Regions from separate parts of the Homo sapiens genome. Here region 1 is linked to region 2. The links are chromatin contacts, found by Hi-C or POLR2A ChIA-PET in ENCODE. All regions are on one chromosome and are shown on one strand. Each heading gives the region's core, a stretch centred on a gene start or an enhancer-like site at or near the end of the contact. The rest is flanking DNA. Distances are from core to core; before and after follow the strand shown. Region 1 holds the start of SASH1 (SAM and SH3 domain containing 1). Region 2 has its middle 48 kb from the start of SASH1.

Evidence for each region. A loop is a pair of places that touch in the nucleus more often than their neighbours do. ChIA-PET counts read pairs that join two places held with the same protein, here RNA polymerase II (POLR2A). Pooled maps may share reads with other maps.
Region 1: a map of dorsolateral prefrontal cortex shows a loop between it and region 2 (2.0-fold over the local background). The contact joins the promoter of SASH1 here to the enhancer-like site in region 2. A Hi-C loop is called at or near these places in 7 of 168 maps with a recorded cell type or tissue (Caco-2, HepG2, PC-3 and 4 more) and 5 of 50 pooled maps. POLR2A ChIA-PET finds 5 or more read pairs at or near these places in 6 of 52 experiments (AG04450, H1, OCI-LY7 and 3 more).

The regions. Positions count from the first base shown.
Region 1 is chr6:148,339,707-148,344,380 of GRCh38, reverse strand. It overlaps SASH1 (SAM and SH3 domain containing 1), which reads right to left and starts at 1,543. Exons shown (of 20, transcript NM_015278.5): 1 at 1,158-1,543. The coding sequence starts at 1,313. RefSeq lists an enhancer at 2,317-2,896.
Region 2 is chr6:148,292,231-148,297,178 of GRCh38, reverse strand. It overlaps a transcript of SASH1 not described here. Among named protein-coding and RNA genes, the nearest start is that of SASH1, 48 kb to the left of the region's middle. Within about 2 kb of position 1,491, at least 2 of the 41 ENCODE cell types and tissues checked have a DNase peak (open chromatin) inside an H3K27ac peak, as active enhancers do; they include dorsolateral prefrontal cortex, where a contact is called at or near this core.

The DNA of each region.
Region 1 (4,674 bases), core at 294-2,793, 47 kb before region 2:
AGACAGCTACACTTATTGAGCCTCTACTATATGCTATACAGTCTGCTGAGTACTTGATACACACATCAACCCAGCTAAATCTCAGAAACCCCAAGAAGCAAGTCTTCTTTTCTTCAATTTTCAGGTGATGAAACTGAGGATCAGAGAGGTTGAATGACTTGGCCAAGATCATGTAAACAGTCAATTGGAGAGCTGGCATTTGACCTAGTATAACTTACTTTGAAGCCCAAGAGTTTAATCACTGTGCTAAAAACTGTACACGGTTTATCATTCCCAAAGAAGAACTTTCACTCCATCTCCTCCCACTCAAAAAATATAAGATCTCAAAGCAAATCTAGAGACTTTTCTGATAATCTGCACATCTGGCCATTCCAAGTCTTTAAACTAAAGTTGTCTTTTATGTATGGATTAAGATGTCTGACTGTAATAAACCTCGCCCATCTGATTCCAGTCTACCTGCCTAACTACAGCTCCACCAAAGCAAATCTATTACTTCCCCAAGGTATTCAACCCTGAGCAGGTTAAAACTTCACCCTCCATACAGAAGAACTGCTTCCCAGAGACTATGCCAAATCCAGGGGCGCTTTTAGTCACTGGACATTTCAAAATACATGACAGCACAGATTTAGCAAAATAAGTCCTATTGTTTTAGCCCCAAACATATAAAACAAATATCCTGTAACTCCACAAATTGAAAAACTGCAAAAAAAAGTAGGCAAACATTTTGGCAGTTCTGAGTAAGGAAATGTTTGTTTTCCCTCTTGTGGTCACACAACAAATGGTGAAGAGATAAACATCAGTAACATCAGCCTTTTCCCTAATCCAGCACCAACCAAATATTTATTTACATCTACTTTTTGAAGGCCTCTTTCTCGCCTTTTCCACACCAACATGTCAGCAGGTGTCCCAGATTAAACTGTTGAATATCATACCCGATTGTTTAAAAAACACCTTTTGACGGGACCTGTGGCTGGTTATTTTTTAATTAGGGTTTGAAATCCTATACTGTGTGTATTTAGCCCCCTAAGAACTAGAGCCAGAGAAGGACGCCTCTGCGGAGTGGGTTGCCCAGTGGGTGGGCGAGAAGGGAGCCCCCGGTTTCAGAGGGGCTGCTGCGAACTGTACTTCCTGCGCCGCCCCCTCCCCAGGTAACTTACCAGGATACCCATCACGTCGGTCCAGAGTCGGGAGAACGCCTCGGATGTGCCAGCACCCGGCTTGGGCTCCGGTTCCGGCTCCGGCGCGGGCTCGGGCTCCGGCTCGGGCTCGGGCTCAGGCTCCGGCCCCGGGCCAGCTGCTCCCGCGTCCTCCATGGCCGTGTCCCGCGCGCGGGCCGTGCGTCCCAGTCCCCGCGGCGCCCTCGCCCCGCACCCGCGCGCAGCCTGCCCGGATGCCGGGTCCCCGCCCGCGGCGTCACCGAGCCGCGCCCCCGCGCTGCATGCCCCGGCGGCCCCGGCCACCCCGCGGGGGCCCTTCGCAGGCGCCCGCACCTCGGGTCTAGGTGGCCACGGGCTGCGCGACTGACAACTCCAGAAACTTTCCCACCCCGCTCGGCGCAGCAACAGGGTAGCAGGAGGCAAAGTCCGCACCACTGAGTTGTACGGCGGGGAATTCGCTCGGCCCAGAAGCAATTAAACCCACTGCAAAGGCGTTTCTTCCTGTGACGGGAACCAACTAACTAAGGCACGCGACTCGTTCCTTCTAGCAAGTCTTGGCAGGACCCGGCAGGGGTGGCCGCGGAGCCTCTAGATCTTGGAGGGAGCTCCCCGGGACCCCTCTCTTCAAAATGAGCTCTTCCAGCTCCACATGACTCTCTCCCTCGAGGCTAAAGAAAGCGTTTAGCAACAAAAGGTGCTCTGATGTCAGGCTCTTTGCATGGAAATGAGCCTCGGACAGGAGAACAAATCGCCTGTTGAAAGAGCAGCCGCGCCGCGGTCTCCGGCCCGCACAAGTTTCCAATCACGCTATTCACGGAAACGCTTTTGGTAACGGAAACCCGAGAAAGTTAATCTTTAAGCGACTCCCGCCCAAAGGCTTCACAAGTAGTCCGTGTCGCTACAATGCATACCTCGCCCCTCGTGAAGTCAAGCGACCCAAGGAATTACAAATCCTGCCTCTGCCAGCCAAGACTTCTCTGCAAAACAAGTGTGAAAGCTTGGGCACGAGCCATTGTTTGGATCATTTTTTATGAGTGGGGGCATTTTGGCTCCTGAATGCCCACAATGCCATGCATTGCTAGGGCTTTCGGCTAATTAAGGGAAATGCGCTTTGGGTTTTAATTATTCCTTTACATTAGGGACACAGGGAAGGGCTATTTTCGAAACTAAATTCAAATGATTGTGTAGCCAGTCAGCCTACACACACTTGGGGCCCTGTGTGTGTTTTTCCAAGGGGAAGCCCCAGGACAGATTTATTTTATAAGGGAACTAGCCCTGGAGAGGTGATTTTTCCCTTTTGTGATTCTATCTTTCAAGACTACTCAGAGTTTTCCTTGGAAGGTGACAATGCACGTCACATTCGATTTGGTGATTGATCACTTTTGAAACAGTTAAGAAACCACATGGAGTTTGCTCCTCTGTTAGGGCCTTGTGGTTTAAAAGGAAAAAAAAAAGTGAGATGCCCCAGGGAGAGAGCCCTGCTTGTTTTGAGGCCTCTCCTGTTTCTTGTTGATTGTGGGGTTTTTTTTGTTTGTTTGTTTGTTTTGTTTTGTTTTGTTTTGTTTTCCTTCTGAGTCCACTTGAAAGGGGATAAGAGCATGTCCTTGAATTCCCCTTGTTCAAGTATTAAGTGCTGTGAGCACCAATCAATGCAATGGGTGAATAGTCCTTACAGGAAAGTTCAAAATGTAAAAACATTTTCAAAAGTAACTAAATTTATAAACACAATCCCTGATAATTTTTGTGTGTTTTTGGCGGGTGCGGGGCTGGCGCCTGTAATCCCAGCACTTTGGGAGGCTGAGGCGGGCGAATCACTTGAGGCCAGGATTTTGAGAACAGCCTGGTCAACACAGCAAAACCCTGTCTCTACTAAAAATACAAAAAAAAAAAAAACAAAAAAAAAAAACAAAACATAGCAAGAGTGTTGGAACATGCCTGTAATCCCAGCTACTCAGGAGGCTGAGGCAGGAGAATAGCTTGAACCCAGGAGGCGAAGGTTACAGTGAGGTCCTGCTGCTGCACTCCAGCCTGGGTGACAGAGGAAGACTCTCTGTCTCCAAAGAAAAAAAAAGTATGCTGAAAAATTTTTTTAGAGACAAGGTCCTGCTCTCTCACCCCGGCAGTGCAGTGCTGCAATCGTAGCTCACTGCGGCCTTGAACTCCTGGGCTCAAGCAATCCTCCTGCCTCAACCACCTGAGTAGCAGGGACTACAGGCACACCGCTGCACCAGACTAATTTTTTAAATTTTTTATAGAGACATGATCTCTTGCTGTTGCCCAAGGTGGTCTCAAACTCCTGGACTCAAGGGATCCTCCCTCCTTGGTCTCCTCAAGTGCTGGGATTATAGGCATGAGCCACTGCGCACAGTCTCTGACGATAATGTTTGTGAAAGGAAACCAAAAGAATTATTAAATTTCTCCTTAATAGCATTGAGGCATTGTGTTGAAGTAGAAAGAGCACTGAACTATGAGTCAGTACAGCCAGGTCTTGTGCTTTCCTAGGCTGATGCCGGAGTTAGGCCAGATGGGTTTTCAAGGCTCCCTCGTGCTCTGTGATACTTTGAATAAAAATAAATTCAGTTAAGGCTGATGAGGTTTTTTTAATTGTCATTTCTATAAATAGATAAATATAAGTAAATGATAGGAAAAGATAAATAGCCTTTACAGTTGACTGTATTGGTATATTTAAGAATTTGAATTTATTCACCACGTGATACTTTTTTTTTTTTTTTTGAGACAGAGTCTTGCTCTGTCACCCTGTCGCCCAGGCTGGAGTGCAGTGGCACCATCTTGGTTCACTGCAACCTCTGCCTCCCAGGTTCAAGCGATTCTCCTGCATCAGCCTCCTGAGTAGCTGGGATTACAGGCATGCACCACCACGCCTGGCTAATTTTTGTATTTTTAGTAGAGACGGGGTTTCACCATATTGGTCAGGCTGGTCTCGAACTCCTGACCTCATGATCCACCCGCCTCAGCCTCCCAAAGTGCTGGGATTACAGGCATGAGCCACCGTGCCTGGCCTGGTACTTTCTTAAATTTAAGAAGATGCAGAGGACTGTGCTGCTTCCAAGGGGCAGCCTGTTCTCTACATAAACACTTTCCAGCAAATAACTCAGCAAGGAGCCAGGCAAGCCGGGCAGTTGGGGCTGGGGTTAGGATGAAGCCTGACTCTCCAGCACCAATCCAGAATCATTTTCTTCTTGACTCATCAGATGACCTGGGGCAAAGCATTTGACCTGGTGCTAGTTTCCCCATCCAAGATGAGGCAAGGCCATACTAATGGCCACCTGCTTCTTCACAGGTTATAGTATGTTTCAGGGTCATCTAAAGACACGTACAGTTTAGTGACAACACATACCCGCATCAGTGTAATTAAACGGGCCGGGCATGGTGGCTCATGCCTGTAATCTCAGCACTTTGGGAGACTGAGGCAGGCACATCACTTGAGGCCAGGAGTTCGAGACCAGCCTGGCCAACATGACAAAACCCCATCTCTACTAAAAATATAAAACTTAGC
Region 2 (4,948 bases), core at 242-2,741:
GCGTGCACCATGCCCAGAGTCCTACTCTCTGTGCTGAATGAACCATAGTTCACACGACAGACTCTCTTCAGGGTGCTCTTCCAGAAGTTTTCTGGAAGAGCAGCAGTCCTGTCCATATGGAAATACTAGAAATTTTAAGAATGCAACAGTAAAGAGATTCTCTTCCCTGAAGGCCTTTCTTTCCTTAGGTTAACCTCATGCTGAGGAAAAGCATCCACAGCTGCAGCCCTTTGGCTCTTGGCCTTTGCTTTCACAAGCATGAAAATGTGTGCTTTCAATATTTTGCTAAATTCCCCAAATCCTTTAAACAAGGAGCAACAGTGAGGGCAGAGTAGTAAACTACATCAGACTTGGGTATCCTCCATGCCAGCTCCTTCTCATTAAATGCTCTAGGGGAAGAAGCCCTTGTCCTTGACCCCTTTCTCCAAACTGCCGCACCGAAGGGATTTTGGACATGTGCCCACATACGTGTAACACTCTAGATAAACAAGTTTAGGGAGACTGTAGGTCCCAGCATGCTGCCTTTTGAGTCGGACAGAGCAGCGTTTAGAACCAACTGTCCTTGGGTCAATCACTCTATCCTATTGAGCCTTAGTTTTCTCATCTATAAAATGGGGCCATGAATACAATGAATCCCATAGAGTTACATGAAATATTGTTGTAGTTATCTCCAGGAACATAGTAACTGCTAAGTAAGTCTACTACTTTAAATATAAAAAATAAAATACATACTTAATGATAATAATACACAAGGGCCTGGGGTAGTGGCTCATGCCTGTAATCCCAGCACTTTGGGAGGTCGAGGCAGGTGGATCACTTGAGGTCAGGAGTTTGAGACCAGCCTGGCCAACATGGCGAAACCCCATCTCTACTAAAAATACAAAAATTAGCTGGGCATGGTGGCATGCTCCTGTAATCCCAGCTACTCGGGATGCTGAGGCAGGAGAATTGCTTGAACCTGGGAGACGGAGGTTGCAGTGAGCCGAGATAGCGCCACTGCACTCCAACCTGGGTAACAGAGTGAGACTCTGTCTCAAAACAACAACAACAAAAACAAAAACAACAAAAAACAAAACCCACAAATATCCCATAGAAATTTGCTTTTTAACAAGTATTCCCTCCTTTAAAGTAACAATGATTTCCAACAAGTTTTGATGGTAACTAACAAAAGGCGTAATGAAAGTCAATACATATAAGAAGTGGTATTAGAATAATACGAAACTTTGTTTCATTGTTTGGAAAAATTGGACTAGGGCAAAGGATAGAATACAGACTGTCAGAATATTGAAAATTAACAATTTCACTAAGGGGCAAGGTGTGGGCAATACAGCAGTTGTCCCCACCCACCAGGTGAAGTGCTGGCTGCTGTCAACACACAGCCCTTCTTTGTGCTGGGGTGTGAAGGAGAGAGGCATGGCAGGAACAATTCTGCACCGTTCTTCAGCCCAACTGCACGTCCTCAGACAGGGGACAGTGCTTTTCTGCTGGAGCTGTGCTGCCATACGCCGCCATCAGCTTAAACTGAATGTATCACAGGCTGCCGAGATAACTCTCTGCCCTGTGGGATTGTCACCCGGTTGATCAGTAATCAAAAGAGAGCTGGCAGGGTTGTTATTAGTAATATCACTTGTTTCTGTTTTTCTCCATTACTCCCCCTCTCCAAGGGAGAAGAAGCTGAGTTAAGAACAGAAACCAGAATCTGGGTTCTGCTCACCCAAAGAATAATGCATCCATTCTGTTCAGAAAATGCCTTGATTGTTGATTTGTTTACTTCAGCTCCTTCTCTGAAGGAGAGTATCAGAATTTTGGGGACAAAGCAAAAACTGGAAGAGAGAGAGATAAAGTATGCACGTGTGTGTGCAAACAGAGAACTCCTTTCTCTAAGTGCTGAAAATGCCTCTGTAATGAGCCTGCCCACCCAACTGCAGCATCAAGACTAGGGTTATTTTTCCCCCAAAGCTACATTTAAACTACCTAAAAGTGGGTAGCTAGGAATGCCGGTACTCGTTTACTTCATTATCAGGACCTCAGTTTACTCATCTATAAAATGAGGACATTGTATTAGACTGGTGTGTGTACGGGTGTGTATGTGTGTGTGTGTGAGAGAGAGAGAGAACGAGAAAGAAAATAATAATAGGTCTTATTAGTACAAAAGACTTACTAGGCATCCATTAATTTTTCTTTGCCTATTTCAAAAGTGGGAACCAGATTCAATTCTATGCATTTTCACAAAATGGCTGTGCCAGTGTTTTTTAATTCCCATTCTTTGGAAAAGGCAGATGTCAATATAGAGCACAGGGAGTGGTGGAGACTAGAATACCTTACTGAGCTGTGGAACCCCTTTAGAAAGAAACTCAGCACTTTTTCCAAGTTCTTTTTTCCATCCAATAAGATATAAGGGCAACTCAAAATTTTAAGAAATTTTTGCTCCCCTCTCGTTCCTCCTTATGATTAAGACCTTGGGATCTGATCACACAGGCTGAGGGTCACAACTCCACACTGCCGTTTATCAGGTGTTGTTTAAAACGTGGGGCATTAGCAATTCCAGGCCTCATGCAGGCTTTTCTGTGTAGGAAAAATAATAAATAGAACAGTAGCAACTATGTATCACGTACTTAGTTATGTTCCAGGCAGGGTGCTAAGCAAGTGTTTCACCAGTTGCTGCTTAATCTTCCTACCTCCTGGTGAGAAAGGGCCTATTACTATCATTCCTATTTGGACTTCATTCTGGTGAGGAAGGATCTATACCATCCATCCCTACTGAGAGGTTCAGTCATTTGTCCAGAGTCTCAGAGCTCGTAAGGAAAGGGTCCAGGATTTGTACCACTCTGACCCTGAGGTCTGTGTTCTCAACCGTTCCTGGATTCTGCCCCTGGTCTCCATTTCAACCGCTGATCCTGCGACAGTTTCTTGGCTGTGTAGCCTCATTTGAATTCTTGTCTGCCTTCTCTTGTGGCCAGTAACACATCTGCAAAGCCACTTGTGGCCATGGACCCGAATTTTTTTGTGCAAAATCCAAGCACGCCTCTTTAGAAATGTGCAAATGACCAGTGCCACTTGGGCATCTTTGGGTGGCGGGGCCAGCCCAGGTGTGGCTGACATAGTCATATGGTGCTTTTCAGAGAATAGATTCCCTTTGCCTCCCCAGATCCATGCCAAGGTCTCAATTGCAATTCACAGGCTTTTTCATGAAACAATTCAGCCATCCAAATTAGGCCAATGACTATTTCTCAGATTTCTCTTGCTCCCTTGAGAAATGTTAATGCTCAAAGAGTGTATTTGAATAAGAAATATTTCCCAAGTTCCAGTGAGAGACTAGAACCTTTGCTTTTCCTCCTCCCGGGACGGCTGGCATAGTTGTTCTAAGGTAAGGACTATAACAGCATCCTAGACAGAATCTGGAACACTGTTGTCCCTTGGGGAAAGCTCTAGCTAATGGCTTCTCCTAGGATTCCAACTCACAGCACCTCTTGAGCAGGCTTAAAGGGTGCTGGCATGTGGGTTGTAGAAAATTTAGATCCTGGCATCAGTGGCGTAAACAAGATTTCTCCAATTCCCCTCCCCCTCCCCCTCCAGACTAGCTGAGTCTCTGGCTCCGACTCTGCCCACGCTGCCTGGGAAAGTACAGCTGTCAAGAAGGCAGGTGGAAAGCCTCCACACACAGTGCTGCCCAGTGTCCAGGGCCAAGCAAGTGGCGCCAATCCAGTGCCATCTCCGAAACCTGTGGGATGCAATCACTCCACTTCCATTCAGAAGGGAAGAATAAGCAAACAGTTCAAGGACACTTCCTCACCCCAGGCATGTATCTGACAGAACTGCAAACCAATCGGAGATGTCTCACTGGCTGCTGATTCCTGGCTGCATGCAAGGAGCCAAGCCTGAGGAGAAAAAGGGCAACATCTTTGCTCAGTGCTAGTCTGGAGTGCTCTGGTCCTGAGAACATCTAGAGGGGCATTCCCAGCAGCACTGAGCACCTACAGGGTTTGGATCGTTTAGGGTGTGCAGGTTGCTCTGTGGCCACTATATCCAGGTGAAATGAGCCCTTTGAGATTATTACAGATCATGGTAGATCTTATACACCTTTCTGGGCTGCTGTTGATTCACATAGACCTTTTTTTTTTTTGAGATGGAGTATCACTCTGTTGCCCAGGCTGGAGTACAGTGGGTGGTGCGATCTCGACTCATTGCAACCTCCAACTCCCAGGTTCAAGTGATTCTCCTGCCTCAGCCTCCTGAGTAGCTGGGATTACAGGCACATGCCACCATGCCCGGCTAATTTTTTGTATTTTTAGTAGAGACAGGATTTTGTCATGTTGGCCAGGCTGGTCTCAAACTCCTGACCTCAGGTGATCTGCCCACCTCGGCCTCCCAAAGTACTGGGATTATAGGCATGAGCCACTGTTCCCGGCCCTGATTCACATAGACCTTTTAAAGCCTGGCATTGAACCTACGATCAATGGAATTCACATGCCTCTTCCCTTGCTCTGCCCTGATGCTAGTTTGCTGGAGAGGGGAACTGAGTTGCCAGGGTACAGCTCTGGCTTTAGCCACATGTGGAGCATCTGAGTCCCCATGAAAGTCGGTGTTTAAGTAACATGCCCTTTACACCCCTCTTCCTAGGGCAGAGCCTTCTCAAGGCTATTTTTTGAGGTGTAGAGCCCCACAGGCCAGTGCATTTCTATAAGCACGTAGAAGAGACTGAAGGCAGAATGTTGCTAATATCTGTAATAATAGCCATATCCCAAAAACAATCCCATTTCTGTGGAAGGCTCCATTAGCCCATATCCCAGGATAAAGCAGGTAGGGCCTGGGATTGTCGGGAGCCCCTAGGCAAATGTGTCACCTTCTGCCCATGTGGATGGCAGGCAAGCTCAGAGCTCAGGGCAGATGGTGGTTTAAATGCTTAAAAAAAATGAATTGGATAACCATCCAAATGGGATGGTTTAGT